2 separate regions of the Homo sapiens genome follow, and region 2 is linked to region 1. Evidence: read pairs that join two places in POLR2A ChIA-PET (ENCODE). Cell type or tissue: IMR-90. All regions are shown on one strand. Each heading gives the region's core, and the rest is flanking DNA. Links, peaks and the distances in the headings are about the cores only.

Region 1 (16,447 bases), core at 2,723-10,722:
GGGCGTAGGGTGCTAATTTTGTCATTTGCTAACTGTGGGACCTCGGGCAAGCTATAGCACTGCCTGGGCCTCAGTTTCCTCCTCTGCAACATGAGGAATTTGGATTAGATGTTTTCTTAGAACACTTTCCTGTATGTTTACAAAATATTCGTTCTTGTTTCTTTCGAATTACATAAATATATGTTTATGGTGGAGAACTCCCAAAATAAAAATAAGCAAAAAAGAGAAAGTGAAACTCATGTATAATGCTACAACCCAGAGATACACACTATTAACATTATGATGTCTGTTCTTCCAGTTCACTCGTGTGTATACCTATGTACATTTAAGTATACACATACCATTCTATATATACGTCATTTTGCAACCTAATTCTTTTCACTTAAAATTGGACCATTGGACCACTCTATATATACGTCATTTTGCAACCTAATTTTTTTCACTTAAAAATAGTGCAAGTATTATTCTCTAATGTGATTTTTTTTTCAAATAGAATCCCATTGTATGAATAGGTCATTAATTTCTCTAATTCCCTATGAATGGATTACTTGGTATTTTTCAGTCTCTTGCAATTTTTCACAATGTTTGAATAAAAACTAATATGGCTAAATCTCTAAACATTTCCAAATTCTTGTCTTAGGGCAAATTGCCAGAAACAGAATTGCTGGGTTACAAGGTATGCGTGCTTCTTAAAGATTTAATGTCTATTGCTAAATTCACATAAAATTTAAATTATGTGTTACGCTTTTTTGTCTCTGGAGATAATTAATCACATTCAGAGTCAGGAATCCTGAGTGTGATACTCCCTTATAATAAGATATGGCTGGGTGCATTTATACACATACACTTTTATCCGTGAACTGTTTTGATATTGTGCTGTTTTGTGATAACTCAGAAGAATTGCAGTACACATTTATGTGGCTATCTTTCTGCTTTCCTCCCAGGGAATGTTGTTAGAGAAAGAAAACAAAATCGCTACATGTTTCTGAGTTTGCAGAGAATTTTAAACCGATTCTCTAAGACTCTTTCTAGCTTTTATAATTTAAGTTGGTGTTTGTTTTATCTCAACACACTTATTGAGTTTCTACTACATGATTAGTAATGAGGCCTGTGGCATGAAGAAGCATGATGTTTGGGAAGAAGAGTTATGCAGCAATGGTAAGCGTACATTGTCAGAGGCAAGCTGTATAGCGTCGGCAATCATGCTCCAAGGATGTCTGGCTGACCTATAGAATAAGGAGATGGGGAATTCAATGAGGTCTGGGAAGATACTGTGTTAGCTGGAACTCTTTGATTAGCACCTAGAGAAAACCACCTCAAATTAACTTAGCAAATAGGGTTACATTTATTGACTCATATAATCAGGCCCTAGAGAGGCCGGGGTTGGAGCAGGGCATGACTGAAGCAGGAGCTTTCTTCCTTTTTTTTTTTGTCTTCTGTTTTCTTCATTCTCTCGGAATTTTCTAAGCTGGTGGCTGGAATTAAGGCTCTTAGCTGCTTATGCTTACATCTTTAAAGCCTTAAGTCCAGAGGGAAAAAAGTCATTCTCTCAGCTCCAGTTTGAAAAAGCCTAAGACATCACTCTGGTTGGCCTGTCTGGGGTGATGGACCCACCACATGGAACAGGTATTGGGCCAAGGAGGAAAACCATGATAGGCCAGCTTGTGGCAATCCCAGGACGGGGGTATTTCCTTAAGAAGAGGGAAAAGGGTGCTGGACAGAAAAAAAACATGAATGCTTAAGATGGGCAAGATTTCTATAGGCAAAAAAGGAATTTAGCAGAGGGTGTACCAGTAGCAGGTGATTAAAATTATGCATTGAATACATAAATGAATGAAAGGGCATGAGTAGCAGTGGAAAAGAAAGTATCCTCCTTGATTACTAGGAGTCTACATTAATTATTTCTTTTCATCTCCATGAAACCTCTCTGATACGTAGGTTCCCATTTTTCAGATAAGCAAAGTGGAGAGGATGAATTAACGTCCGTCATTACTCTGCTAATGGGATGCGTGCTTATAAAGTCACTATTAGCTAGGCATGGTGGTATGCACCTACAGTCCCAGCTACTTGGGAGGATGAGGTGGGAGAATTTCTTAAACCCAGGAGGTCAAGGCTGCAGTGAAAACAAACCCAATTTTCCTCCTCACCAAATACACAATAAATTGTTGGCACATTTTGTTGGCTATGTCAGGGCAAATGGCCAGAGAGATCATTGCCAGGTGCCGTAGCAGGTGTCTGGCCCCTTATTACCCATGGTATTCCAGGGCAGCACGCTTCCATCTAGCAGGGTTGGGAATCCATCTCTGTGGGGAGAACTAGATTCTGGGAGCAGCAGCCCATCTTCTAGCAAGATCAGGGGCTGGGATTTTATTTTATTTCTTCTTACTTTTTTGAGACAGGGAGGGCCTCACTCTGTTGCCCAGGCTAGAGTGCAGTGGTACAATCATAACAGTCACAGATAGTGTTTTGGTTAAAAATCAAAACAGAACAAAGTAAACTACAACAAAACCACATTCATCTATAGCCAAAAAAGAGTTTGAGAATAATTGAATTTTTCTTTGGGTTTCCAGAATGCCTCAAAGAGGAATCCTCAACTTTTTGTGATCTCCCCCACTTTTCTTGCCCTGTACTGGCTTGAGCTCCAAGCATCTCATCAGCCCCAGCCCTAGCTCGTGGGCCTCTATTTTCATCTCCCGGCCCCATCATGACTCTGCATTCCAAAGCCCGAAGTCACTGGTCTCAAAGAGATAGACTTTCCTTGGATTTAAGGGGAAAGAAGACTAGGAAGAAGCTGTTTCAATGAGTGAGTTGGGGGAGGCTGTGCAAATTCCTGCATTATTAATTTCGTTACAACCTACTTGACCTACTTTTGAGTGGCGCTATGATTCTGACTCAGATCTCGCTCTCAGATCTGTGTGTTTTGCCCCTCACCATTCTACCTGGGGAGAGCAGTGAAATAACTTGGAAAAAGACTGAGGTTTTCTCTTATTATCCCAGGTTCTGACTTCTTGATTTCTACTATCCTAAAACTTATATGTAACACCTATCACATAATTAATCACCGAATGATGTGTAATAATAGCCCGATTCTCTCATTATTTCCCGTGTTTGACTTAGGTCAACACAGCACATCACTATTCCCTCCCTCTCAGGTACCCTTTTCCTGCTTTGTCCTCTGGTGAATGCCTGCTCATCCCTCAGAGCCCAGCTGATGTGTTTTCTTCTCTGCTATGCCTTCTCTAGGGCTTTGCAGGATTCTGTGAACATATTTTTAGTGTCAGCTTATCACAGTGTGTTGTAATTGTTGTTTACCCATTTGCCAACCCCAGGAAAGTTTGAGTTTCTCTAGGGCAGGGGCCATGCCTTGTCCATCTATTCTCCCTCCAGTGCCCAGCATGGCTTCTGTCACTTAGTAGGTGCTCAATAAACATTTTTTAAATGAGTAAAAAACATGAATGACTTGGTTTTTCCTGTGTGTAGCAGAGGGCTATGCACTGAACAGGATGCTGAGTAGTATGAACTGATTGATTGATTGATGTGAGAGTAGGAGGGAGACACCGTAAGTCCTGGAAAAGGGAATGGCATTATGAAATTCATGTTTCAGGAGAATGGATGTGGCAGTAAGATCTGTTACTTGAGACTTTCAGACCTTGGAATAATTGCCTGTGTTTTGACATTCTTCTGTAACGTTGGGGAAATAAATGGAACTAATGGGAAAAAAACTCTTCTAGGACATTCTCAGATGTAGCTAATATTGACTCAGCAAAACAAGACTTCGGAAAGGATCCTGGCACATTTCCTTGCTCCCCAAGGTTCTGGGAGTAATTTCCTTGTGCGTGGTCTCCCTTCTGCTTTCTACGTTTACCCACAGTTGTTAGTGCTCTCCACAACTCAAGTAAGATTTAGAATAGGATCTGATCTTCCTTATATTTACCACTCTACCAATTTTTCTTCATAGGAAATTGGATCTTGTACGATTGGCTCACATTTGATGTATAAGATTTTCAACCACCCCGTAAGGACTTAACTTGTTATTCAAGAATGAAATATTCTCTGGTCTACAGGACTCATATTTGGAATCTCCAAACCCGGATTGCTACTGCCTGGATCAGCCCAGCACAAGTCCTGCCAACCTCTGTCTTGGCATGCGCTTGAGTTCTGTGTGTTCTCACATGAAAGCAGAGTTTATAGATGTTCAAACAGAGAGAGCTGAGAGTCAGTGATGCTAAATGGTTACTTAAGGTCACACAGCTCTAGGAGAAAGCCCCAGATCTTAAAAACACATTTCAGGAGAATCTGGAAAGAGGAAGACCATTTAGAAAATGGTGAGGTTGGAATTATTTAGGACCATTTATAACTAAGGAGGGAGTGTGCTCCACATGTGCTGAATGACACTAAGCCACTGACATAATTTGAGAAATTTCTGGGACTTAAAAATTTTTGTTTCATGACATACAGAAAGGTAACAGAATCAACTTTCTGTTGGGCAGGAATTTAAGATGTAGTTGGTTCCATGTAAGTGGCTGTAATTTCCACAGTTTTGAGTTAGGCCCTTCTGGTGTTTTGTAGCTGGGTATCGCTACCTGCAACTGCACAGCCTTCTGTAGATTAAAACATTAATATGAACCATTCATGATCTTGAGTTCCAATTTTAAATTTCATTTGTCTGAGTACTAATTTATAAAGATGAAAAAAATTCAATGTGGGTAATCCAGCTTTTCATTATGTATTAGTTGCATGCTGGGAAAGAAAGATACAGCAAAGACCCTGCCCTCAAGGAACTCACAGTTAGAGGAAGGGCGAGAAACCTCATCAGTCATGGTGGTGACAGAAACATGGAAGTAGTCCACCCTAGAAACCTGGGAAGTGATACCTTATGTGTTGAAGGATGTGTTAAGAATGACTTGAATTAAAGAAAGATGCAAAGAATACAGCATGGACAAGAACACTGAGTTGTAAACAGATGTTATTTCAATATGAGTCATCAACCAAATTAACATCGGCGGAGATATTTTCTCTATCTCAGAGTAGAAGTTTTAGTGCATTTCTAATTACATATTTTACATGTTTGTGAAGACCAGTTTTTCCCATTTTTAGATCTCTGGTTGACTTTGCTGTTGCTCTTCCTGGTTCCCTTCCTTAACGTCTGCTGTTCATATTTAGATGTGCACTATCATTTGGATTTCAACAAGGAAAAAGATAAAGATTACATCGATTAAATTATCATCCTGAAAAAGACGCTTAAGGAGGCAGTTTGGTTCACAGATTCATGTAAATCCAATGCATGGAAATGATGTACAACAATCTCTCATGTGAAAAGTCAATTGGAAAGTGATAAAGTTCAGGCTTTGCCCCTGGTATTTAGTTATTTGAATTTTGTGGCAAAACTCCCCCAAACTCATATTCTAGTAAGTTGAGTGTGACTATTTTAATACTAGCAGTCACAATTTTAGGGAGACTCAAGAATTTTGGATTCAGAGAGGTGTGCGTTTTAACTCACTGCTGTGTTTTATTTATTTATTTATTTATTTATTTATTTATTTATTTATTTATTTATTTTTGCGACAGAGTCTGTCTGTGTCGCCCAGGCTGGAGTGCAGTGGCGCCATCTCAGCTCACTGCAACCTCCACAACCAGGGTTCAAGTAATTCTCCTGCCTCAGCCTCACAAGTAGCTGGGACTACAGGTGTGCGCCACCATGCCCAGCTAATTTTTTTTGTATTTTTAGTAGATACGGGGTTTCACCAAGTTGGCCAGGATGGTCTTGATCTCCTGACCTCGTGATCTGCCCACCTTGGCCTCCCAAAGTGGTGGGATTACAGACGTGAGCCACTGCACCCGGTCACTCACTGCTGTTTTTACTTTGAGCTAGTAACTTAACTTCTTTGAGCTTCAATTTCTCCATTCACAGAATGGAAGAGAAATATCCAAGTGCTATTTTGGGATAAAATAAAAAACATTTAGTAATGCTAAGTACAGGACCTGGAACATAGTAGGTGCTGAATAAATAACTGTTATTATTATTATTTTGCTACCTTCATTCCCTCCACAATATCATATTGCCTGGGGATTCAATATGTGACATTCAGAGTCCAACTTCATAGTCTGAGGTGCAAATTAACTGCCAGAGTGATTGAGAGCGTAAAAGATCAGCTCCTCTATTTGTCAGTAGGAGTACAAAGTCTAGAAGTCCAATTGGCCTTCTGCAACTCCTTCCCTGTTATACACTCAGAGAGCTCCTGAGTTTCTTGGGGAGAGTCTAGTCCAGCTCTGCTCTGTTGTGATGTGCTGTGCTGGTGGTTGTGAATGACAGTGAATGCTAGCATGAATAAATTGAGTGTGAAGTGGAGATGGTGAATGCGGTTCCCAGCTCTTAAGGTGGCAGTAGCTGTTTGGGTGGTATTGCCCCTACACCAGCTTTCACACTTTTGTTGGCTACCAGTTCCTTAGTGTACCTGGCACTTCTCTCACCAAAGAAGAGAGGGGAACAACCAACCAAACAAACCCAATTTTACTCCTCACCAAATACACAATAAATTGTTGGCACATTTTGTTGGCTATGTCAGGGCAAATGGCCAGAGAGATCATTGCCAGGTGCCGTAGCAGGTGTCTGGCCCCTTATTACCCATAGTATTCCAGGGCAGCACGCTTCCATCTAGCAGGGTTGGGAATCCATCTCTGCGGGGAGAACTAGATTCTGGGAGCAGCAGCCCATCTTCTAGCAAGATCAGGGGCTGGGATTTTATTTTATTTCTTCTTACTTTTTTGAGACAGGGAGGGCCTCACTCTGTTGCCCAGGCTAGAGTGCAGCGGTACAATCATAACTCACTGCAGCCTTGACCTCCTGGGTTTAAGAAATTCTCCCACCTCATCTTCCCAAGTAGCTGGGACTATAGGTGCATACCACCATGCCTAGCTAATATTTAATTTTTTCTTTTTTTGTAGAGATTGGGTCTTACTGTGTTGCCCAGGCTGGTCTTCTTGAACTCCTGGCCTCAAGCAATCTTCCTGCCTCAGCCTCCCAAAACACTGGCATTACAGGCATGAACCACTGTATCCATCTCTAAGGGCTGGGATTTGATAGCAAAATGATCTGGCAGGATCTTGCCTCCATGCCTATCCTGTCAGCCAAGTGTTTGTGATTGCAGAAGCATTAGTGCCTTTCTTGGCAGCATTAGGGGGCTGGGGTCCAACCTTGAGGTTGTGGTTGGTGTGATACAGTGAGCTTATGGCATGATTCACCACCACAGTGTTCATGGCTGGGGAAGCATTTGTCCCTTCCCTGGTGTAATTGGTGTGGGTGAGGCTGGGGGCCAAGTCTTGCAACTAACTGGAATTGAATGCCTTGCATACTTAGCAGTGGCTGGTTTCCATGGATATTTGCAGGAGACCCATTCCTTTTTGGAAGACAGACTATAGAGAGTGACCAGAGACAAGGTAATCCTTATCAGTGAAATACTGATCGACTATTGATGTTACAGTTTAATATGAAAACTAGAATTGCTTTCTTCTACTTTGTTAGCCATTAATATAAATTTATTTATTTTTTCCACTTTAAACAACAAAGTAATTGAGGGCTGCAGGAGTTTGGCATCTGATCCTGTTTCTTGGGCTTGTAGTAGGACCTTGTTATCTGCAGTGGTAATGAGTCTGACCTTAATCCATAACACCCTTGATAAAGATGTAGAGAAGCAAGTCCCTGTGGACTTCCATGTAGTTGTTTGTTCATTCATTCATAAAACTTATGCTTACTCATGATCTGCTGATTACATGGAGCAGACTAATGGAAAAACACTACTTGGGGGATTAATAGCTTGCTCAGAAAGGAAGATGAGCCTGTGGTATAACCAATGTAATAAATGCTGCAGCAGGAGTAATTGCGAAGTTCTCTTGAACTATAGAGGTGGGAGTAATTAACTTGGCCCTGAATAACTGGGGAGAATTTCACAGTGGGTATGCTATTCAAGTCAGGTCTTGAAATGGGAACAAGAGCTTCCCTGGTGGAGTAGAGGTGGAAGGACTTTCCAAGTAGGGAGCATCACTTGTGCAAAGGCCTGGGGGTGGGAGGACCATGACTTATTCACGAAGTGGCAAAAAACCAGTAGGGCTGGAATCTAGGTTTGAGGCTGGTGGTGGTGGGGGTGTGTGTGAGAAGAAAAATAAGGGCCCGTCTGTGACTAGGAATGTGGGAAAATCTGTAGAGTGGAGAGAATATTTAGGGGTGGGGGAGGGGTGTCCCACTATAGGCGGGAATTCAGAAGTCTGCTTTTCTAAGACAGGATTTCCCCAAATATGTCCCATGGAGCACTAGCCCCTGAGATATTCTTGGACTGAGAGACTTGCAGACAAACAAGTATGGGAAACGCTGCACTATATATATCTCTCTATATATTCACATATATGCAACAATATTATAGAAGCTCTGACAAGTCATGTAGGAAAAAAATCTGTTTAACTCTGTTTGACCTCATATTTTACCAACTCATTTGACCATGATTTGATTTTGTGTTATGAGGTACTTGCTAATATCCCAGAGAATTAGCATCCTTCGTTTCACGTATGGGAACGTTATTCTAGGGATATGTAAACTCAGAAAGTAGATCTGGAAGGGGGAGAAGACAAGTTGGCCCCATATTTTGTTAGCTAAGGTCCCAAGAGGCCACTGTCTATGAAAGCTCTGGGCTGTTGATTAATGAGGACACCGAAGGCAGATACCCGGAAGAAGTAGAGACAGGTCTTTAGCACTTGGGAGCAATATTGAGGACCCAGCCACAGAGGGGGTGGTTTTTGGGGGTGTGCACCCAGCCCTAGAGCGCTAGACAGTGGCATACTGATACATTAAGGTCAGAGTAGACTCTTAAGAGAAGCCTGAAATGAAAAACAATTTTTTAAAGAAGACTGGGTTGGGAACAGTTTACATGAGACCTCATGCGTTCTTGCAAAGTCTCTAGCCCTGTGGGGTGGGGGTAGGGTGTGGATGGATGCTAAAGGGGATTTCATTTCCAGAAGCTCAGAGAATGAGATCATCAAGCACATCCAGTCTCATTCTCTCTCCTCAACTCACTCCCTTCTGTTGCCCTCAGGACATATTCCTGTCCTTAATGTGGCTTATAAAGTCCTTCTTTTTCCATTCCCTGCTGCTAGCTCCAGTGTCTTGTTTGAAATTCTCACCCGCCCCATGCTCCAGAACCCCTTGCTGTCCACCAACAATGCCGCCCTCTGTCTTGTGCTGTTAGAAGCTACCTCCTTTCAAATGCTTATGATGCATTAGGTTCTGTGCTAAACACTTGACATAAATTACTTACGTATAGTGTTTACAGTAATCCTATAACGTAGAGGTGCCACTTAGCAATGTATTTGGGATAAATTATAGAAATATCCCACTCACAGTGGCTTAAACAAATATGGGTAATTTCTCCCAGATATGAAGAAGCCAGAGGGAGGCAGCTGTCGAATTCATTCTCGGTGATGCCCCTACAGGCCCCAGACTGTAGCTTTCACTCCATCTTCCTTCACTGTTTGATGATTGTCTTCGTGTTTTGACCTCATGGTTGCAAAGTGGGTGCTGTACCTCTAGGCATTGTGCTGACATTTCACTTTACCTAGAGTGTGTGAACAAAGCCTTCCCAGAACCCCTCAACTGTTTCTGTTTTTGTCTCATTGGCAAGAGCTATGGCCCATAAATTTCCCAGCGGAAGAGAAGCTGGGAAATTGGGGATTTAGCTTCCTACTCTTTATAGTTGAGGGAGGCAAGGATGAAATGGATTGGAAATGGGTATTAGGGTAGCCAACCCTCAGGGCCTGCTTGATAGGCATTGTTATTCCCATATTAGAAGACAAAGCTGCTCAGGAGGCTAAATTAACTGGCTTGGAGTCTCATGGCTGCCAAGTGTCAGAGGCAGATTCCAAGCTGACTCCTGGCTCCACAGCCTATGGTGGTTTCACTGTTTCACATAGGCCCCTTCTCAAATTCTCAAAGTTCACCTCAACCTCTGTTTACTGAGCATCTACTACATCTAAAGCTCCCTATTGGTGTCACATATGGATACACAGATGAGGAAAACATTGTTCCTGCCCTCAGGAAGTGAATCACCTTGATGGAGGGAGACAGCTATGCACATTGCCAGTTTAAGGTAGTTTTTTTTTTTTTTTTTAAGACATTGTCTCGCTCTGTCACCCAGGCTGGAGTGCAGTGGCGCGATCATGGTTCGCTACGACCTTCGCCTCCTGGGTTCAGGCGATTCTCGTGCCTCAGCCTCCAGAGTAGCTGGGATTACAGGTGGGCGGCACCATGCCTGGCTGATTTTTGCATTTTTAGCAGAGATGGAGTTTCACCATGTTGGCCAGGCTGGTCTCGAACTCCTGACCTTAGGCGATCCACCCATCTCGGCCTCCCAAAGTGCTGCGATTACAGGGATGAGCCACTGCACCTGGTCATGAGGTAGATTTTAATGGTTAACATCACTGGGGCACAGACAGTAAGTTGTGGGTATTCTGGGGGGAAAGAGAGGAATTCTGCCTGGGGGATTCAAGAAGCCTCCCTGGAGAAGGAGAGTTTTATCTGGGTCACCTGTATGTAGATGTTTCTTTCATAAACATTGTGGTGGTTAGTTTCTGTTTCATTAAACCTAAGGTAAGTTTAACGTATTTTGTTCTGGGTCATCTCAGGCATTGTTTATGGAGGAAGCTAATGCAGAGATATAATCTTTGAAAGTAAATCAACTGACCATGTTTCTGTTCTTATTTTAATATCTCCATAAAAACCGTAATCTTGTACTTTAAACCAAAATTTGTCTAGTCTATGAAATTAAAATTCATGAAGTAAAACATTCCCGAACAGTAATAAACACAAGGCAATTTAAAATAAGCATAACCCATTATATATTTTCCTAAACAAGTTTAAGTGTCAGGTTGCATTGCATAAAGAAAAGTTTTTATATTCCAATTACACAAAGGAATAAAATGACAAAGGAACCATTTTTAACCCCGACACAAAAGACAATACCATGTATTGTTCTTTCAGTGGGAGAAAAATTAGTTACAATAGATTTGAGAGAAAGTGAAGTGAGAATGATTTTAATTATAGATCTTAGCCCCCCCCAAAAAAAAAAAAAAAAGAAAGCCCTCAAAAGATAAAGGGGCAAAGGGCATGATCAGAATGTTCACAGAAGAGGGAAAAACAAATGGCAAAAGGCATGTAAAAAAATGGAAAGCAATAGAGAAATGCAGAGAAAAATGATGCAGACATCATTTTCTCTCTGTTAAATTAGCAAAGAATTTTAAAAGGATAAATCTATGGCAAGAATTTGGTGAGATGGCAATTTCATAAGATTGTTGTAGGACTGTAAAGTAATATAATCTTACTGGGAAGCAATTTAATGGTATATATCAAGAAACTCAAAACATTGATACGATTTAATCCAGTAATTCCACACTTAGAAATAATTTGACATGTTAAAAAGATATATACACGAAGATATTTATTTCGGAATTATTTATCATAATATAAACATGAAAATTTAAACATTTATTAATAGGGGATTGGTCAAGCACATTATAGTATTAATATATTATAAGACACAATGATCTCATCATTACGAAAAACATTTTGAAAACCTAATGATATGAGGCAATCCTAACATGATGTTAAATGTATAAATAGTGCAATTGCAACTGTAAAAAAACATTTAATAGGAAAAGTCTGGAAGGAAACATCAAAATGTAAGTTTTTGTTGGGCTTTGGCATTTGGAAAAGTTTATTTTTTTAAATCGTTTTTTGTACCTTTTACATTTTCTTTATTGAGTACATGTGATGTTCATGAGAAAAAAGAATGATAATAAGTATGACCCCTGAATCTGCCCGGTGACATTGAATGCCCTTTGTTGCGTCTCTGAGACATCAGCCTTGCAGCTGAGCCTTGTGGCTGGATGACAATCCTGAGCTTGACGTTTAGAAGCTTTCTCTTGGGGAGGCAATGGCTGCTTCAATTCATCGCAGTCCTCGGCCAGCACAAGATCGTTGAAGAAATCCCCACAGGATTGCAGTATTTGAAGGGCAAGGCAAGGCAAGGAAGCTATGACTGAGACATCTCAAGTTTCCCATTGTGGTCAGGTTGCAGGCTGCCCCCATTCTGGCTTAGCAATGGGGCAGAGCTGTCAGCTGTGTGCTTGGAATACAAACGTGCTGTTCAGGAAGACAACTTTACAGAGCATCAGCACCTACATCTGGAGGGCTTTATCATCTCTGTGTGACAGCCATGGCGTCCACCAGCTGACCAACTCTAGGGTAGCTGTGAGCAGGCTGTAAACCCTAGGGAAGTTTGTGATAGTCCTGGAGATGAGGCAGGATAACAAGCCAACGATAGGCAGGATTGACTGCCCTAGTTTAGTGTCTAATTGTGGTGCTTCTCTAAATTACATAAACTCTCTTTTCTTGATAGGACTCGGTTTATTTCATCCATGGAGTCTATCTAGGCAGTTATAATAATAATGATAGTCACTCAGCACATATGCTGGGCCGTTCACCTACGGTATCTCATTTAATTGAATCTTTGCTAATATCCTTTGAGGTTGGTGTCATTGTCCTCATTTTATAGATGGGAAACTGACTTAAATCTCACCAAATTATGGGAGAGCAGATCCAGGATTCAAAGTCAAGTCACTCTACTTCCAAAGCCCATAATGTCTGTAACCAGAACACGAATGTTTCCCCCAGTTTAGTCATTTTAGTGTTCACTACCTTCACCAAAGCCATGCACCATCTAAATGCTACATAATATTTAATATTATAATATTATTAATATATTACAATATTATTATATATATTATTTAATATAATAATATTACATATTTTTAAGTCAATTTATTTTTTTCCAGTTAAAAAAATTACCCTAATCCTAAACAATAATTGATGTGAAATCATGAGTTTAATGTACTCGTTGTGTTTTTTCTAATATGTACAGTAAAAAAAGCTAGAAAAAATGTAAAAGGTTTGATCCCTGTATTTTCTAAAATACTTGCAATACCAGGCGATATGTACTGCACTTTGGGAAACTACATTATGGGGTCTCTTTGACTATGTTATCTCTTGGTGGGAATATTGTTATGGCAATTCCTGCATTAGAGAAGGAACTGACTTACACAGTCTTTAAGGATAACAATAACATCAATAATCTAATGATACTCTACTCTTGCCAATCCAGAGATTCTCTCATGATTTTATAGTTTCCATGAACAACTGATATTTTGGGGGCTTATTATTGCTGGATGCTCTTACTAGTATGCCAATGATATCTGTAGAGAGTTCATATGTTTCTATTTTTCTGTAGCATCCCTCTTATGGTGGTAGAGGTAACAGGAAATTAAACAGTTTCTCTTCACTAATGGTCATATCTTTCTGCCCTTGGTAGACTCTAACTGGCTGTAATTGCTTCTTTTTGATGTATCTATCCCAAGGCAAATGGTTGCTCCTAAGAGCGTCATCTTTTCCTCCTGTTTTCCATTCTAAGCCCAGTGTCCCACATGTGCTGCTCCCAGGCACAGGCACTGCTGCACGGGGCTCCCCAGCTCAAAGGTCAAGCACATCAGGCTTTGAGAGATCAGAGCAATGGGGCTGGCTCTTCCATGGGCATCTCACAGAATGCCTGTGTAATATAATTTGCAGCGTCAGTGTTGTGGAGCAGCTTTGGGGACCTCCTAGGACCACTTTATTTTGCTTAGCAGTGTGAGACCTAGCTGGATGGCTGAATGCTGTCAGTCGTGCATTTGGCCGTAAAACATTTATCCGATATAAAGTGTCACAGGGAAAAGTTAACATTGCTTCACCCCGTGCCATAAATGGATGACACTTTCAGGATTGTGGCGCTAAAGACAGAGAGTCTGAGAAAAACTGGAAAGCAGCAAGCTTGCCTCATGAACAGAACACTCAGCTAGGGATTAGCAGGCCTTGGTTCTCATCCCAGCTCTGCCAGCTGTGTGACTGCAGGAAGGTCCCATGTTTTCTGGGCTTCTGTTTCCTCATCTATAATGATATCTGCCTCACAGAACTCCCGAGAGGTACCTCGAGCGTGCAACAGCACGTTGTCAATTAGAACATTTCTGCTGAGGTCGTTGCTATGATGCATCCTCATATAAAACGAGGGAGCCACAGCAGTGAACTTTGGACTTTTCCAAGCTCTAGAACGCTGACTCCGGGGAGCAGGCAGAGGAACAGAGGGGTCTGAGCACATCACACAGGCATATTTGGTTAGCTGTGCAAACAAGATGGATGACAGTGTCCTCTGTTTCTATTAAGCTTCAAAACTTATTTGGGAGATATGGATTTGGGAGCTGCACTGAGGCAGAAACAGAAGAGAGAGAAATGAAGAAATATTAACAATAATCCAGACATCCTTACTCTGAGGCATAGTTGAAGGGAATCAGTGTGGCCCAGGAAGGGTAATAGCACCAGGGATAACCACCAAATATCTTGTTCATTGGCCAAAAAAACGACGACGACGACAACAACAATGACAACAAAACACAACCCAAGATGTGTTGAAAAATAGAGTGGCTAAACCCAATTATTGCATTACTGTGTTTTCTGGCGAGATGGCAATAAAGAGTTGTGTGACCTCTATACATGGTCATCTTTTACAGAGTGATTTAGTTGTTTTTTTTTTTTTTTTTTGAGATGGAGTCTTGCTCCATTACCCAGGCTGGAGTGCAGTGGTGCAATCTCAGCTTACTGTAGCCTCTGCCTCCCAAGTTCAAGTGATTCTCCTGTCTCAGCCTCCCGAGTAGCTGGGATTACAGGCATGCGCCACCACACCAGGCTAATTTTGTATTTTTAGTAGAGATGGGGTTTCTCCATGTTGACCAGGCTGGTCTCGAACTCCTGACCTCAGGTAATCCACCTGCCTCGGCCTCCCAAAGTGCTGGGATTACAGGCGTGAGCCACCGTGCCTGGCCCAGAGTAATTTAGTTCTGTTATCATGTTAACTCCCAACAGCCCCCAAATTTAGGAAATGATTTTAACAATACTGTGATTTTTCTAGTAATAGCTCTGTGCAAAGCATTTTAAGAGGGAAATTGTCTTTAATCCTTATAGCAGTGCCATGGAATAGATAGTATCACCTCCTTTGTACTGAGGAGAACACAGAGCAGGGTGGTTCAGCCATGTTCCCGAGGCTGACTGCTTAACAAACAGCAGAGCAAGGGGCTCAGATCCTGCTCTGTTTGACTCCAAAACCTATGCTCATGGCTGAATGCTACTTCAGTCTTCACTCAGTAATTCTTTCTGAGAGGGTAAATCAACATCGTTGAGGATTAAAAACATGACTTCTATTGACGCGATTGCCAACTCTTGACAGACCATTAAGAGGAGCAGGGAAAAATATGTCGCTGAATATGAAGTTTGAAGTTTATTACGTTAGTTATCATTCAAATAGGTTTTGGAAATCACTTATCTAATTAGCTACGATGATTATTCGTCAGTTGTTTCTATGGATACTACTCATCTTATTACTCAAAATAGACACTCATTTATGTGCTTATTTCTGCACAGTCTAGTCATCAGCATCTGATAGTTCTGACACAGGAGGGAATCCTGTTTTTTTTTTTTTTGTTTTTTGTTTTTTTTTTTAGTGGGCCGTTTACTGGCTACACTGAGTCCTATCTTGTAAATACTCGTAATGCACTTCCTCAGGCTTTGAAGTAAGTGAATAAGCGCAGCCCTCATGGATTTCATAGCTCGAGAACAGTGTTTCTTAAACTTGGCTACACATTGGAATCACCTGGGGGTGATTGTCCACTCACAGAAATTCAGAATCTCTCCAGGGTAAGACCCAAATATCATTGATCTTAAAATCTTCCAGGTGTCTCCAATGGACATCTAAGTTTGAGCACACTGGCTCTTAGGGTAAACAGGTGCAAACATTCCTAAGCAAACATTCACAAAATTCTCTCTCCTCACAGGCATGCTAGAACATGAAACTGATTGGGTTGGACATTAGACTCACTGGGTAGTGGGGCGGGGAGGTGGGCTTATAGACAGACTGATGCCTGGCCCCCACCCTCGTCAGATTTTTAATTAAATGGTCCCTGGAGAAGGCTGTGCTTAGCGATCAGTATTTTTAAAAAGCCCCTTAGGCCACTCATATAAACAGCCTGGTTTTGAACCACTGAGTCACACCTACTAATCTCGAGAGAAGGCCCAAGGCTCAAGAGAATTATGTTTCCGTTGCATTAATTTCCAGTAAGGCCTGATGCTTTTCTTTTTTTTTGTTTGTTTTTGTTTTTGTTTTTGTGACAGAGTCTCGCTCTGCCACCCAGGCTGGAGTGCAGTGGCGCAATTTTGGCTCACTGCAACCTCCACCTCCCGGGTTCAAGCGATTCTCCTGCCTCAGCCTCCTGAGTAGCTGGGATTACAGGCATGGGCCACCATGCCTGGCTAATTTATGTATTTTTA
Region 2 (16,447 bases), core at 3,863-11,862, 68 kb before region 1:
TGTGGGCATTTAGTGCTATAAATTTCCCTCTACACACTGCTTTGAATGCGTCCCAGAGATTCTGGTATGTTGTGTCTTTGTTCTCGTTGGTTTCAAAGAACATCTTTATTTCTGCCTTCATTTCGTTATGTACCCAGTAGTCATTCAGGAGCAGGTTGTTCAGTTTCCATGTAGTTGAGCGGCTTTGAGTGAGATTCTTAATCCTGAGTTCTAGTTTGATTGCACTGTGGTCTGAGAGATAGTTTGTTATAATTTCTGTTCTTTTACATTTGCTGAGGAGAGCTTTACTTCCAACTATGTGGTCAATTTTGGAATAGGTGTGGTGTGGTGCTGAAAAAAATGTATATTCTGTTGATTTGGGGTGGAGAGTTCTGTAGATGTCTATTAGGTCCACTTGGTGCAGAGCTGAGTTCAATTCCTGGGTATCCTTGTTGACTTTCTGTCTCGTTGATCTGTCTAATGTTGACAGTGGGGTGTTAAAGTCTCCCATTATTAATGTGTGGGAGTCTAAGTCTCTTTGTAGGTCACTCAGGACTTGCTTTATGAATCTGGGTGCTCCTGTATTGGGTGCATATATATTTAGGATAGTTAGCTCCTCTTGTTGAATTGATCCCTTTACCATTATGTAATGGCCTTCTTTGTCTCTTTTGATCTTTGTTGGTTTAAAGTCTGTTTTATCAGAGACTAGGATTGCAACCCCTGCCTTTTTTTGTTTTCCATTTGCTTGGTAGATCTTCCTCCATCCTTTTATTTTGAGCCTATGTGTGTCTCTGTACGTGAGATGGGTTTCCTGAATACAGCACACTGATGGGTCTTGACTCTTTATCCAATTTGCCAGTCTGTGTCTTTTAACTGGAGCATTTAGTCCATTTACACTTAAAGTTAATATTGTTATGTGTGAATTTGATCCTGTCATTATGATGTTAGCTGGTGATTTTGCTCGTTAGTTGATGCAGTTTCTTCCTAGTCTCGATGGTCTTTACATTTTGGCATGATTTTGCAGCGGCTGGTACCGGTTGTTCCTTTCCATGTTTAGCGCTTCCTTCAGGAGCTCTTTTAGGGCAGGCCTGGTGGTGACAAAATCTCTCAGCATTTGCTTGTCTGTAAAGTATTTGATTTCTCCTTCACTTACGAAGCTTATTTTGGGTGGATATGAAATTCTGGGTTGAAAATTCTTTTCTTTAAGAATGTTGAATATTGGCCCCCACTCTCTTCTGGCTTGTAGGGTTTCTGCCGAGAGATCCGCTGTTAGTCTGATGGGCTTCCCTTTGAGGGTAACCCGACCTTTCTCTCTGGCTGCCCTTAACATTTTTTCCTTCATTTCAACTTTGGTGAATCTGACAATTATGTGTCTTGGAGTTGCTCTTCTCGAGGAGTATCTTTGTGGCGTTCTCTGTATTTCCGGAATCTGAACGTTGGCCTGCCTTGCTAGATTGGGGAAGTTCTCCTGGATAATATCCTGCAGAGTGTTTTCCAACTTGGTTCCATTCTCCGCATCACTTTCAGGTACACCAATCAGACGTAGATTTGGTCTTTTTCACATAGTCCCATATTTCTTGGAGGCTTTGCTCATTTCTTTTTATTCTTTTTCTCTAAACTTCCCTTCTCGCTTCATTTCATTCATTTCATCTTCCATTGCTGATACCCTTTCTTCCAGTTGATCGCATCGGCTCCTGAGGCTTCTGCATTCTTCACGTAGTTCTCGAGCCTTGGTTTTCAGCTCCATCAGCTCCTTTAAGCACTTCTCTGTATTGGTTATTCTAGTTATACATTCTTCTAAATTTTTTTCAAAGTTTTCAACTTCTTTGCCTTTGGTTTGAATGTCCTCCCGTAGCTCAGAGTAATTTGATCGTCTGAAGCCTTCTTCTCTCAGCTCGTCAAAGTCATTCTCCATCCAGCTTTGTTCCGTTGCTGGTGAGGAACTGCGTTCCTTTGGAGGAGGAGAGGCGCTCTGTATTTTAGAGTTTCCAGTTTTTCTGTTCTGTTTTTTCCCCATCTTTGTGGTTTTATCTACTTTTGGTCTTTGATGATGGTGATGTACAGATGGGTTTTCGGTGTGGATGTCCTTTCTGTTTGTTAGTTTTCCTTCTAACAGACAGGACCCTCAGCTGCAGGTCTGTTGGAATACCCTGCCGTGTGAGGTGTCAGAGTGCCCCTGCTGGGGGGTGCCTCCCAGTTAGGCTGCTCGGGGGTCAGGTGTCAGGGACCCACTTGAGGCAGTCTGCCCGTTCTCAGATCTCCAGCTGCGTGCTGGGAGAACCACTGCTCTCTTCAAAGCTGTCAGACAGGGACATTTAAGTCTGCAGAGGTTACTGCTGTCTTTTTGTTTGTCTGTGCCCTGCCCCCAGAGGTGGAGCCTACAGAGGCAGGCAGGCCTCCTTGAGCTGTGGTGGGCTCCACCCAGTTGGAGCTTCCTGGCTGCTTTGTTTACCTAAGCAAGCCTGGGCAATGGCGGGCGCCCCTCCTCCAGCCTCGCTGCCGCCTTGCAGTTTGATCTCAGACTGCTGTGCTAGCAATCAGCGAGACTCCGTGGGTGTAGGACCCTCCGAGCCAGGTGTGGCATATAGTCTCGTGGTGCGCTGTTTTTTAAGCCGGTCTGAAAAGCGCAATATTCGGGTGGGAGTGACCCGATTTTCCAGGTGCGTCCCTCACCCCTTTCTTTGACTCGGAAAGGGAACTCCCTGACCCCTTGCGCTTCCCAGGTGAGGCAATGCCTCGCCCTGCTTCGGCTCGCGCACGGTGCGCGCACCCACTGGCCTGCGCCCACTGTCTGGTACTCCCTAGTGAGATGAACCCGGTACCTCAGATGGAAATGCAGAAATCACCCGTCTTCTGCGTCGCTCACGCTGGGCTTTTTTTCTTTTTCAATACTGCTCCTTCTCTATACATTTCCCTCCCTCCCTCCCTCCCCTCCCCTCATTCCCCTCCCCACTTCTTTCCTTCCCTCCCTCCTTCCCTCCCTTCCTTCCTTCCTTCCTTCCTTTTTATTGAGACAGAGTCTTGCTCTGTCATCCAGGCTGGAGTGCAGTGGCGCAATCTCGACTCACTGCAACCTCCATCTCCCGGGTTCAAGGAATTCTCTTGCCTCAGCCTCCTGAGTAGCTGGGATTACAGGTGTGCGCCACCACGCCAGGCTAATTTTTTTGTATTTTCAGTAGATACAGGGTTTCACTATATTGGCCAGGCTGGTCTTGAACTCCTGACCTCAGGTGATCCGCCTGCCTCGGGCTCCCAAAGTGTTGGGATTACAGGCGTGAGTCACTGCGCCCTGTTATACATTTTTTTTCAACAACATATCACATTGTAGCCATCTCCCAGCCACCAAATGAATTATAAAAATACTAACTCTTCCAGATCTGGGTATACACGCCACCTGCTAGTATTTGGTTGGAGAGAAAATTTCTCAGCCTCTTTCTGTGTGGTGATAATGAATACACTCAGCATCCAGCACGTTTTTAGGCATCTTGAGGAGGAGAGCACACCCAGGGTCTGAAATGTCCTTAGAGCGTGAGAGTTTGGACTCAAGAGAGTCTAGAAAAATGCCCAAGTGCTACTTGCATGTGACAGCCAGGCAGATCTGAGTGTATTTATTCTGATAAACCTTAACCCTGAAAACTCAGAGGTAAGTTCTCAGTGTCTCAACAGAAAGAAATATGCAGCCTGGAAGGTAAACATGGAAGATAGAGTGCCTGCATGGAGAAGACACTAACCCAGGAAGATCGTGAGCTCCCCTTTGAATAAGATGTTCCTCCAGGGCAAAGATGACAAGGCTGTCCCTAATGCCTAGCTCACAGTATGTAGTGATCACAAGACCTGCTCAATAAATTTTTGTTGATGAAGCATTATCCATTGTTATATAGATCATCTGAAGCCATATCCTAAAAGGATATACAGTTGTCCCTTAGTATGGGGGAGGATTGGTTTCAGAGCCCCCCCAAACCATACTAAACTCCGAGAATGTTTACATAAAATGATGTAGTATTTGATATAACCTATGCTCACACTCTCACAGACATTAAATAATCTCTAGGTTAGGTATAATATCTAATACAATGTAAATGCTATGCAAGTAATTGTTATACTGTATTGTTTCTAAAGTATGTATTTTTTGTTATATTCTTATTTTTTATTTTTTTCAAGTATTTTCCATCTATAGTTGGTTAAATCTGTGGACACAAAACCAGTGGATATGGAGGGCTAATTACACTGACATAAAAAATAGATTACTCTAGATTTTAAAATTAAGGTATAGATTATGCCCAGCAAGGTTGATGCACAGGAGAAGCTTTGGAACTCAGAATACTTGCATAAAAACCTAGACACCATCTTTTATTTATTTTATTATTATTTTTTGAGATGGAGTCTCGCTCTGTCACCCAGGTTAGAGTGCAATGACACAATCTCGGCTCACTGCAACCTCTGCCTCCCGGGTTCAAGCGATTCTCCTGCCTCAGCCTCCTGAGTAGCTGGAACTACAGGCGCGCACCACCACACCCAGCTAATTCTTGTATTTTTAGTAGAAACGGGGTTTCACCATGTGGTCAGGCTGGTCTCGAACTCCTGACCTCGTGATCTGCTCGCCTTGGCCTCCCAAAATCCTGGGATTACAGGTGTGAGCCACCGCGCCCGGCCTGACACCCTCTTTTAAAGAGGCTCTAACAGCATGGAGGAAAATGCAGCATGGCTTTATTAATAGTTAGTGAAATGGCAGGGCATACACTCTGTAGAATAGCTCCATATGGTGAGAGCAGAAGACTACATCTTTTATTACCCCACCTTCAAAACCGAAAACCTTGTAGTGAAGAGCTGCCAACAGCACACTGCAAAATGACAAAAGCCCCATAGCACAATGAACTGCTAGATTGTATTACGCTCTGCACATAGAGCAGGAAAATCCCACTTATCATGTAATCATACACACGTGTTATCCCATGTGTGTGAAGCTCAGCCTACAGCCTGAGATTCCACAGCTAAAATCAAAGGGAACAGGGCATATGTCTGAAGGCAGGAAAGGCAAATACAAAGAGAGCCACGATTTCTCATAAACCAGTCATAAAAGGTCATTTTCCTTATCAAACCAATTAATCTATTTAGCTCAACTGATTCTTTGAGACAGTAAAAATTGCTTACGTATCTTGCAAGCACTGAGGAAAGGATCAGCTTTTCTTTTAAAATCAAGAGTGTTAAGATCATTGCAGATATATGACATTCTTGTTGAAATGTTTTTTGTTTTGAAAGCTATACATGGTAATTGTAGAAATAATTAGAAAATAAAGACAAGAGTTTTTAAGAAATGCCAGTATTTCTTCCCCTAAAAGACAGTAACTTTTAACATTTTGGTGAATATATTTGTGGACCCACAACAATGGGCTGATGCCACGAATATTGTTTTATACTTTTTTCCACTTATAAAGATATTGTGAACAATTCTCCATGATAATATGTATTTTTAAATTAATTAAATTACATACAGAAAAGTATGCATATTGTATCATATCAAGGCATAATTTAACATCATTTTAAAGGTATGGTATTTCATTTCTGGGAATACATCGTAATTTATTTAACTAGTGTATGTATGCATGTATTTATTTATTTTTTGAGACGGAGTCTCTCTCTGTCACCCAGGCTAGAGTGCAGTGGCATGGTCTTGGCTCACTGCAACCTCCACCTCCCGGATTCAAGTGATTCTCCTGTCTTAGCCTCCCAAGTAGCTGGGGCTACAGGCACGCACCACCGCGTCTGGCTAATTTTTGTATTTTTAGTAGAGGCGAAGTTGCACCATGTTGGCCAGGCTGATCTTGAACTTCTCCTGACCTCAGGTGATCTGCCTGCCTTGGCCTCCCAAATTATTTTGTTTTTAGAAATACAAGGTTTCCCTACATCTCCCTTCACTATTATAAAAAAATGCAAAAGAATATCAATGGACATATTGTATATCTTTGCACATATCCCTAAATTATGTCCTTAGGATTACTATTAAAATTGGAATTACTGGTTAAATGAGATGATTTTTTCTAAAGCTTTGCCATATAGCTTTCTGGAATAGTCATACCTGGCTATGCTCCTACCCTCAGTGCACGAGCTTATATGAAGAAAGGGAGGTTGTGTCATTTACAAGTTGCAAAGAGTTTTCTTTCTCTGGAAAGCATGTGTATTTCTTTAAGCATGAATTGCATGAATAAGTCCTTTGGCCTTTTTTTTTTTTTTTTCTACTGGGATGTCTTTGTTTGTGTTGCTATAAAGGAATACCCGAGGCTGGGTAATTCATAAAGAAAAGAGGTTTATTTGGCTCAGGTTCTGCGGGCTGTACAAAAAGCATGGCACCAGTATTTGCTTCTGGCAAGGGCCTCAGGCTGCTTCCACTCATGGCCGAAGGGAAAGGGGAGCTAGAGTGTGCAGAGGTCACAGGGGAGAGCAGAAGCAGGAGAGAGGGGAGGGAGGTGTCAGGCTCTTTTTACAAACCAGTTCTGGATGGAACTAAGAGAGTGAGAGTTCATTTCCGTGAGGACAGCACCAGGACGTTCATGAGGGATCTGTTCCTGTGACCCAAGCATTTCCCATGAGGCCCCACCTCCAACACTGGGGATCACATTTCAACATAAGACTTGGCGGGGCCAAACAAACCGTATCTAACCCATAGCATGGGATATTCGTCTTTTCTTTTCAATTACAATATCTTCTTACGTCATAATGAATTAATCTTTTATCTGACTTATGTGAAGGAATTTTTCTTATTTTATCATTTGCCTTTGAAATATTTATGTATATTTGTGTGTGTGCAGTTGATCCTCATTATTTATGAATTCTGTATTTGCGAATTTACTCACCAAAATTTATTTCTAACTCTATATCAATATTTGTTGCACTTTTTGGTTATGTGTGGACATGCACAGAGCTGTAAAAAATGTGTGTTGCTTGACATGCGTGTTCCCAGATGAAGCAGAACAAGGTTGCTTTACCTTCCTGTTTAATCTGTCATATGGGAAACATGGGGCTTTTTTTCCTCGTCTGTTTAGTGCCACATTTTCCACGTTTGTGCTTTTTGTTGGTGCTTTCATTGTTTCAAATAGCCCCTAAGCATAGTGCTGAAGCGATGTCTTGTGTTCCCAAGCTCGAGAAGGCTGTGATGAGCCTTGTGTTAGATAAGCTTCATTCAGGCATGCATTATTGTGCTGTTGGTCATTAGTTAAATGTTAGTGAATCAACAACATGTAATAAATAAGGTGTCTTTAGACAGAAGCACACATAAAACAAAGTTAAGTATCAATTGGTTGATTAAAATGTTGGGATCCGGCCGGGTATGGTGGCTCACACTTGTAATCCCAGCACTTTGGGAGGCCGAGGTGGGCCGATCACGAGGTCAGGAGATCGAGATCATCCTGGCTAACACGGTGAAACCCCGTCTCTATTAAAAATACAAAAAATTAGTCAGGTGTGGTGGTGGGCGCCTGTAGTCCCAGCTACTCGGGAGGCTGAGGCAGGAGAATGGAGTGAACCCAGGAGGCAGAGCTTGCAGTGAGCCAAGATTGCACCACTGCACTCCAGCCTAGGCGACAGAGTGAGACTCCGTCTCAAAAAAAAAAAAAAAAAAAAGTTGGGATCTGAGGCTTGCAGGAACCCAGCCCTCTATTTTCCTGGGAGCAATGGTTCAATATCACCAATTCAGTGTTCACACATGACTAATGTGAATAATGAGAATCAACTGTATATATATTTTTTCTTCACAGGTAGACATTTACATTTTTTATCTAGACACGTATTTCTTTTTTTAAAATAGATTATGCCTTGGTGATGTGCTTAGTATTGTAAAAACATTTATATTCTAGTCTTCATATTTTCCATGTTGGGGGACCTCTGCTCTAGTGACACCCCTGGACTCTCACTGGACCACCCACTTACCTGAGTGGTGACTTTGGGAACAGAAACAGACCCTTTAACCCTTCTCGAATCTGCCCCCTTCCTGAAAATAGCACATATCCTCTGATCCTTACATTTTATAGGGCACACCTCTTCCCCCAAGGTAAAGGCCTGGAAGTTGAGTACTGCCTGTAATCAAGAAAGTCAACTTTTGAAGTACAGTATTAGCAGGTCCACGGCCATTGCTGACTTAATAACTTAAGAGTATTGCTGAAGCTATAATCTCTAATACCTGCTTTATCAGTGATAATGTTCATTTTCTCACTGACTCCAGGGTTGAGCTCTCAGTTGGTTACAAACTAAGGCAGGAAAAGAAAGCATGTTCTTGTAGTAGCTATCTTTACTTAAAAATTTCTTTTTCACATTAAAAATGTTATTTATATTCACATATGAATATTTATTATTATTACTATTATTATTTCTTGAGACAGAATTTCACTCTCGTCACCCACGCTGGAGTGCAATGGAGTGATCTCAGCTCACTGCAACCTCTGCCTTCCAGGTTCAAGAGATTATCTTTCCTCAGCCTCCCAAGTAGCTGGGATTACAGGCATCCACCACCACACCCAGCTAATTTTCATGTTTTTAGTAGAGACGGGGTTTCTCCATGTTGGCCAGGCTGGTCTCAAACTTGTGACCTCAGGTGATCCGCCCACTTTGGCCTCCCAAAGTGCTGGGATAACAGGCACGAACCACCATGCCTGGCCACACATATGACTTTTTTTTTTTTTTTTTTTTTTTTTGAGATGGAGTTTTGCTCTTGTTGCCCAGGCTGGAGTGCAATGGTGCGATCTCGGCTCGCCGAAACCTCCGCCTCCCGGATTCAAGCGATTCTCCTGCCTCAGCCTCCTGAGTAGCTGGGAATACAGGCATGTGCATCCAAGCCCGGCTAATTTTGTATTTTTAGTAGAGACCAGGTTTCTCCTGTTGATCAGGCTAGTCTCAAACTCCCAACCTTAGGCGATCCACCCTCCTTGGCCTCCCAAAGTGCTGGGATTACAGGTGTGAGCCACTGCCGGCCACACCACCTGGCCACATATGAATATTTATAGTTCTTCTTTGACTTACTTGTTTTTTTATCTCTTAATTCTTTGTTTCAGAGTAGCTAATGTTGCTGTTGGATTTCTGTTTTTATATAAGGCACTGACACTCAAAAAAAGGGAGCAGGCTCTGTTAGCCCCTCAGGTTATCTGTGGTTTGGGGGGCAGTTCTTCCCTTGTTCCTACCAGCCTTGCTTTCTGGGGTCTGAGCCTAAATCTTATTTACCTTGACTTGTTATCTGATAAAAATTTTAGTCTTGATTCTCGCACTGTTTGACGCTCAGCCTGTTGCAGCATGGCCTCCACCTCTCATTCTCACTGAATTTTTTCTTTGCAAGTTATGTCCCTGGCTCTTCTTTTCTGTATCACTACCCCTGGGATATTAGGTGTTTGACTCAGAGGTGAGCTAAAGTGTAGTGACTCTGTCCAGACTTAATCTTAGAGCTCCAGAGCTTCACATTATTTTCCCCCTAAATTCTATCACCCATAAACAGTCAAAGATACTTGGAGTTGCCATGTACTGCAATGGCCTTGTACGTATCATGGGTCTCTCAGCTTGGTGACACCAGTCCAGGCTATATGAAGAACTTTTGTTGTTATTTAAGAACATAGTATATACTGTTATTCTTTTAAATTCATCATCCATAGAAAGACAGAATGCTATTATGGGAAGAGTCTTTGAATAAGATAGAACTGGATTCAGATCCTGCTTTTCCTGCTTTACCAGCTGTGTAACCTGCTATGTTGACCTTTAAGACTGAGTTTCCTCATCTATAAAATAGTGAAAATAGTAAGCATTCTCTCAGAAAATGAGAGAATTTTTGTAGGGTACCTAGCACAATGCTTGGAGATGACAGAAGATTGATACCTGTTGGTTAAATATGTTTTTTTATTCTGTTGCCTTCTCTTCTACATTGGGCGAGATTTCAGCTCTAATCTTTTAGCACATTCATAGAATAAATAATTTCAAAGTATTTTTCATGCATAATCTGGTAAATTACTCTGTTTTATTCTGTTCTTCTACAAACCACCAAAAGGAACGAGCAAATCAGGGACACTTCCAGGGGACATGACTCTTCCAAGGGTTCCCTTAGAAATAGTTGGTCCCTAATCATCTGACCACAGAAGGTGTGTGATCTCATGTCATCAACTCTCAGTTCTGATTGACTTTGCTCAGGGTTCTCATTTGTTCTGCGGATCATTCTCTACTCACATTCTTTACCTTTATCCACTCGAGCATTATGCCTGGTAAATAGCTGTTTTTTAAAAAAGTTAAAGTTTAATTTCATTGTTACATTTTAATTGACATAATAATTCTGCATATTTCTGAGGTATGGTGTAGTATTTTGATACATGTATACAATATGTGTAATGATGAAAGCAGGGTAATTAGCATTTATCACCTCAAATATTGATCATTTCTTTGTGTTGGGAACATTCAAATGATCTCTTCCTGTTTGATGAGTTTGGATGCATTCAGGGTAGTATCATTTCTTCCAGCTATTTGAAAGAAATAGCTTTTGAGACACAGTTTAGGAAGCATCTTTATCCAGCCGTTCGTTCTTTCCCCTCTCAGATAGAGTGAGCGCTTGTTTCTTTGTGCCCCCTTTGCGCCCATCCAAGTGTCTCACATGGAACCTGCTATTCTCTAAAGGCCTTATTTGTTACTATGATCTTTTCTTCCATTCTGTGGTCCAAAGCCAAGCACAGCATTTGGTATACAGTAGGTGTTTTATAAATATCTGTTGAAGGTAAGAGTGGTGAATTAATGAATAGTGGAAGACAGAGAGTCATTGAAATGAAGGTCATTGCCACAGACGATGGCCCACATGCTGTTTTCAGAGTGTCACAGCATGCCAAATGGGGCCTTCCAATGAGGGCTTGAATACCTACTTCCTCAGTTTTCTGTTGAGATAATTATTCGGCTGGGTAAGGTTGAAAGGTGATTGGAATATTTGTTAGGGAACCAAAATGCTTCAGCCAGAAATTCAGACGGCTCCTTGTCTTCATAAACTGCTTGGGATAAATAAGCCTAGTTTGTGTAATTCACACTAAGCCTTGGTGTGGGGGGGCAAATGGGTGTATGACCTCATGTGTACATTTCCCCTTGGCATATTTTAATGAATATAACTCAGTTTATTGAAAAGGCTTTAGAAACAAAAATATTTCTTTAATTGAAAATTAAAACCCCTAATATATTTTCTTATTGCTTTGTATAGGTAAGATGTTCATCATTTTAATGATCTGTCTTATTTTAAAATTAAGGGAAGCAACTGATTGAGTAAATAAACTGGGAAGAAGAGACAAGTCTTTCTCACAGTATGATTCCTAGATATTCACCCTTCCAAAGAATATGTATAAATACTTTCTTTTCCAGGATGGTCTTGACCCTCACCCCTCTTAAATGTGGGCTAGACTGAGTGACTCTCTTCCAAAGAATAAATAAAAGAAAGGGAAAAATAGTAAACTTACAGTAAGAAACTTGGCAAACACTACTTTAACCAAAGATGAAGATTAATGTCACCAGTGACATCATATGGATATTACATACCTCTTGATAAGAAGTGATGAGGGCTGGGCGTGGTAGCACATGCCTGTAATCCCAGCACTTTGGGAGGCTGAGGTGGGAGGATCACGAGGTGAAGAAATGGAGACCATCCTGGCCAACATGGTGAAACCCCGTCTCTACTAAAAATACAAAAAATTAGCTGGGTGTGGTGGTGCATGCCTGTAATTCTAGCTACTGGGGAGGCTGAGGCAGAAGCATTGCTTGAACCCAGGAGGCAGAGGTTGCAGTGAGTTGAGGTTGTGCTGCTGCACTCCAGCCTGGTGACAGAGCAAGACTCTGTCTCAAAAAAGAAAAAAAAAAGTGATGAGAAGGGCACTTCCCTCTGTGACTCTTTCTAAATACCCATAACCCTATTCTATTCATAAGAAAAACAACAGCCAGTTGCAGATTGGAGGACATTCTACAGAACACCTTACCAGTACTCAAGACAGTAAAAGTCATGACAAACAAGGAAAGGCTGAGAAACTGCCACAGACCAGGGGACACATGGAACTCAATGGCATGTCCATAGGTTGGATCCTGGAATAGAAAGAGGATCATTATGTAAAGACTAGTGGAATCCAAATAAAGTCTGGAGTGTAGTTAATGGGAATCTATCAATGTCAGTTTCTTAGTTTTTTTTTTTTTTCTTTTTTCTCTTTTTTTGACACGGAGTCTGGCTCTGTCACCCAGGATGGAGTGCAGTGGCGCGATCTCAGTTCACTGCAACCTCCGCCTCCTGAGTTCAAGTGATTCTCCTGCCTCAGCCTCCTGAATAGCTGGGATTACAGGCACCCGCCACCACACATGGCTAATTTTTTTGTATTTTTAATAGAGATGGGGTTTCTCCATGTTGGACAGGCTGGTCTCGAGCTCCTGACCTCGGGTGATACACCTGCCTTGGCATCCCAAAGTGCTGGGATTACAGGCATGAGCCGCCACTCCCAGCCAATTTCTTAGTTTTGACAACTGTACTATAGTAATGTAAGGTATAAAAAAATGGGAAAACTGGATGAGGGGGTATATGAGAACTTTCTGTGCTACCTTTGCAGCTTTTCTGTAAATCTATAATTATTGCAAAATAAAGAATTTATTTTAGAAAATAAGGGAAGCAGATGTCTTACACTTTGTTTCTTTTTTAAACCCATGGTCAAATGATAGAAAAACCTTTAGAGGCAGGCAGGAAAAAATGAGTCTTTGTGGATTGCTTTGTACTGGGGAATGCATTCAGTCTTACAAATTGAGTCCTATTCTATTATACCAAAAACTATCCAAGAGAAAAGCACTCAATTACAAAAAAAAAAAAAAGTTAAGAGAAAATGAATATTTTGCAGGTCATGTAATGTATACTGGCATGTTTATAAGATAAAGGTAAATTTCTTTTGCATGGTAAAGCTCAACAATACAAGAATTGGTGGATCTTTCCCACTTTTAAAAGCATCTTCATCTTGCTTTTTTTTTTTTGAAGCTACAATTATTTATTTTCTGGATTTAACAATCAAGGCTTTGGTAATCTGTGGGGACAATGGGTTAATTAACCCCTTTATTTTCAACAAGTACAATCTATTTTTTGGCAAGAATTAATGTTTTATATTCAATGTAGAAGAAAAGGAATGGTGGACAGTTCTCTAGCAATTTTCTAAGGCTAGAGGAGAGAGGTGAATTTCCTTGTGCACAGACGGAAAATACTCTTAGCTCAAATCACCATTCCAGAGATGTGATTAGGCAGAGAATGAAATTTTACAATATTTACCTCTTTGATTTTTTCATTTGCAGTCTAGCATCAGCTCAGTGTACGTATCAGTTTTCATCCTTAAATGTGCATGAAACCAAACCAGGGGTTTTGCAGAGTTCTAATTGCTGTATGATTTGATGTTACTGTGCAGTGAAGCTGTGCTAGTTAATTGTTTTCCTGACTGAATTTCCATCTCCCCCCAACATCCTCCCCCATTGTGCCTGAAGGAGCCTATAAAGCTAAAAACAAACACACAAAAATCTCTCAGAAGAGCATCTTTCATTTTCAGAAGTGTCATTTGCAATGGGTAGCAGCCTAGTCATAATACGGGCAATAATGATGACAGATAATTGTAATCCTTAAGTGGTTTCAGCTTATGGTTATTAGGGGAGGGAGCAAAGTGAGGATGGGTGAGCGGGAGAAAAATATAGTTCACTCTGCCTTAATTGTCTTTTTTAGCATTTCCAACAATAGAATGAAAAAGTCACCTCTTTGCATTTCCTGCTAGGTTGTGTTCTAGTTTTGATATAAGGATTTGAATTATAGTCCACTGGTACATTGTGTGATAGGTCACATGGTTATTGGAGGAAAAATCATGGAAACAAACTAGATATTTGATTAACCACTTTAGATAATGATCGATCTCTAGGGCTTCCTGTACACTGTCTTTTTCACGCTAACCAACAGCTCAGGCGATAGATAAACAATAGCCTTCTGTAATAAATAATTGCATTACACAATGCTAGTTAAATTTAGAAATCACTATTTTATTGCATTTTTCACTCATAAAGCATAGTGTCAAATAGTAATTGAGATTGAGTTAAAGTCTCCTAATGCTTTGCTTCAAAATCTAATCCAGGAATCGTTTCTCTCTGAAGACCTATAGAAAGAGATCCCATGGGTAATAATGGATGACTGAAGAAGACAAGGATGGGAAGGTGGGGAAGGGAGAGAAAAGGAAAAAGGTCTAAATGAGATTGGAGGGGAGGGAGGGAGTTCAGAGAAAATAAAAAGCTTGATGTGGCAGCTTGCCTCTTTCGAATCCCAGTAAACCATTTTAATGGAAATGGGTGGTAGGCAAGGAAGAGCTCGATTGGAAAAGGCTAGGAAGCAGGCCCTGTGTCCTCAGGAGAGCAAACTGTCTTAGACAATAAGATGGGAGATTTATTACAAAGAAACGAAATGTGCTGCTTCCCTCTCCCTGGTGTTTCTAAAGCCCTTAGCTTGACAGGAGAATGTAGGCTCCATCTAGTTCTAGTGGCTTCAGGAACATCACTGGCTGCTTTGAGACTGTCTACTTGCTTTGAATCAATTATCTTCCTGCCCCCATACCCAAGGATAAGCTGTATCCCCCCATTCCTTAGGTAATTCCATCACCATCTCCAAGACAAATGAAGGTCTCCCAGGTAGCCAGAAGTAGACTTGGGGAAATGGAGCTACGTTACATTAATTTTATAATTGGAAGATGTACCCTCATCCCAGTACAGCGAGTCATAATCAGTACTTGCAGCACAGCTATCTGGAAGGATAATACATTCCATTAAAAAAGATGTAGCAAACATATTTTGAACATTTTTTTAAACCAACTCCAATAAATGTGTTTTCATTATTATAGCTCAAAATATAACTGGGAAAGTAAGACCCACCTGGAAGGGAAAAGAATCAAATGAAGTCCAACTGGGTAAACAAGGAAAGTAAAACCTGAAATTGATTCTGCAAAACTGTTTAAGTTATGTGGTCTTTGAAGGATTGTTCTTCCTTCCCTGGAGTATCTGACACTGTCTCTTAAGTCAACCAGAGAGATGTGAGAACTCTGGTATTAGCTCAAAACTACTATGGCTAGCTGAGTCTACAATTTACCTCCTCTTCTCCCCAAAATGGAATAAGTGCTGCCATTTTCTGCTCATAATTACGTTTTACCTACTCTTCAGGTTCAACTCAAGTTCTATCTCTACTCTAACAAACCCCACTCTCAGTGTCCTATTCCTTCTTTGAACTTTTATTGCTAATACGAAATGCTTTGATTATAAGGATGCTGTAATTTGTAATAAGCTTATATTCTCAACTAAATAGTGAGTTATTTGAGGGCATCAATCATGTCTTAGTTTGTGTGTGGGGTGGGGAGGGTGTTTCACCCACAAACTTAACACAATAATGAACTCATGGATGTTGATGCTTAAATGTTTGTTGGTTGATTGATTCAGAAACATGAAGGTCTTTTATGGATATTTCCAATGTAGCATAGGAAATTTTCCATGGCAGGTATCATCATTTAGAAGGAGTGTTGGAGTGACCATGTATCTTTGAGCTCCAGATCACTGTCTAGGCATGGGGTGAAGTGCACATCAGCCTGTCAATCAGTATCCAAATGGGGGACCCCTGAGCACAGAATTTAGAGTGGATTTGCTTCCACAACCTGAGTCAGGCTCTGACCAGACCTCTTCTCATAAGATTCCCCTGATCCAAATTTACCTTTTTCATGTGCATCCCTTTCCTCTGCTGACCACTTGGAACAGACCAATCAACCTGGCTGTGCTATGTCTGTGTTACTGAATCAATAAAAAAGTTGAATGACTTGAACAGGGGTAGCTTTGGGAACATTAAGGGGGCCCTTGAAAGTGAAATCACTTAATAACTTGTAGACATAGGATAAACTTTGTACCTAAAAGCTTAATTATGATTTGGAGCGACACACTGCATATCAGTGGGGCAAACCAATGCAAAAACATAGGCTGCTTTTATGTGTATATGATCATGTCTTATAGGATGTTGCACTCTGGAAGGATGGATTCAAGAATGTGTGGGTCATGCTAATAGAAGTCTCAGATTCAAACTTTTACTGGCATCATCAATGGAAACTCAGTGCTCCAAAGTTCTTCTCTCATTGGCAGGGCCCCCAGCATGGTTCAAGTAATCTCTGGGGGTGGTCATTATAGTTCCTCTCTTTGCTAACAGGAGGTCATCATTCACCCTTTCTGACCATATTGCAGTTTTGCTAGTTGCTCTGTTGCTACCACCTTTTAATCACAGGGTTCCCATAAACACTGCCTTGTTGATTGAGTCTGGGCTTTTCTCTGATTGAGATTCAGAGACTGGAATGGGTGTCACATGTCTCCTCCAATTCATAAAAAGGCAACTTATTGTTTGAATATTGTTCATTCATTCACTTGGCACCTGATTCTATAAGACATTAGTGACAGTATA

Evidence for each region. Peaks named below come from ENCODE experiments on the same cell type or tissue, not always from the same donor. Only the 100,000 strongest peaks of a DNase experiment are listed, where the experiment ranks them.
Region 2: POLR2A ChIA-PET joins it to region 1 with 12 read pairs; 4 of 35 experiments call an interaction of 5 or more read pairs at or near these places.

Annotation. Positions count from the first base shown.
Region 1 is chr3:177,461,287-177,477,733 of GRCh38, forward strand. The region is part of intron 1 of LINC00578 (long intergenic non-protein coding RNA 578); the gene reads left to right. Among named protein-coding and RNA genes, the nearest start is that of LINC00578, 28 kb to the left of the region's middle. In IMR-90, for the core only: no CTCF peak of the experiment used is centred there; DNase peaks (open chromatin) are centred at 2,725 and 7,245; H3K27ac peaks cover 730 bases.
Region 2 is chr3:177,391,901-177,408,347 of GRCh38, forward strand. No RefSeq gene overlaps it. Among named protein-coding and RNA genes, the nearest start is that of LINC00578, 42 kb to the right of the region's middle. In IMR-90, for the core only: no CTCF peak of the experiment used is centred there; no DNase peak of the experiment used is centred there.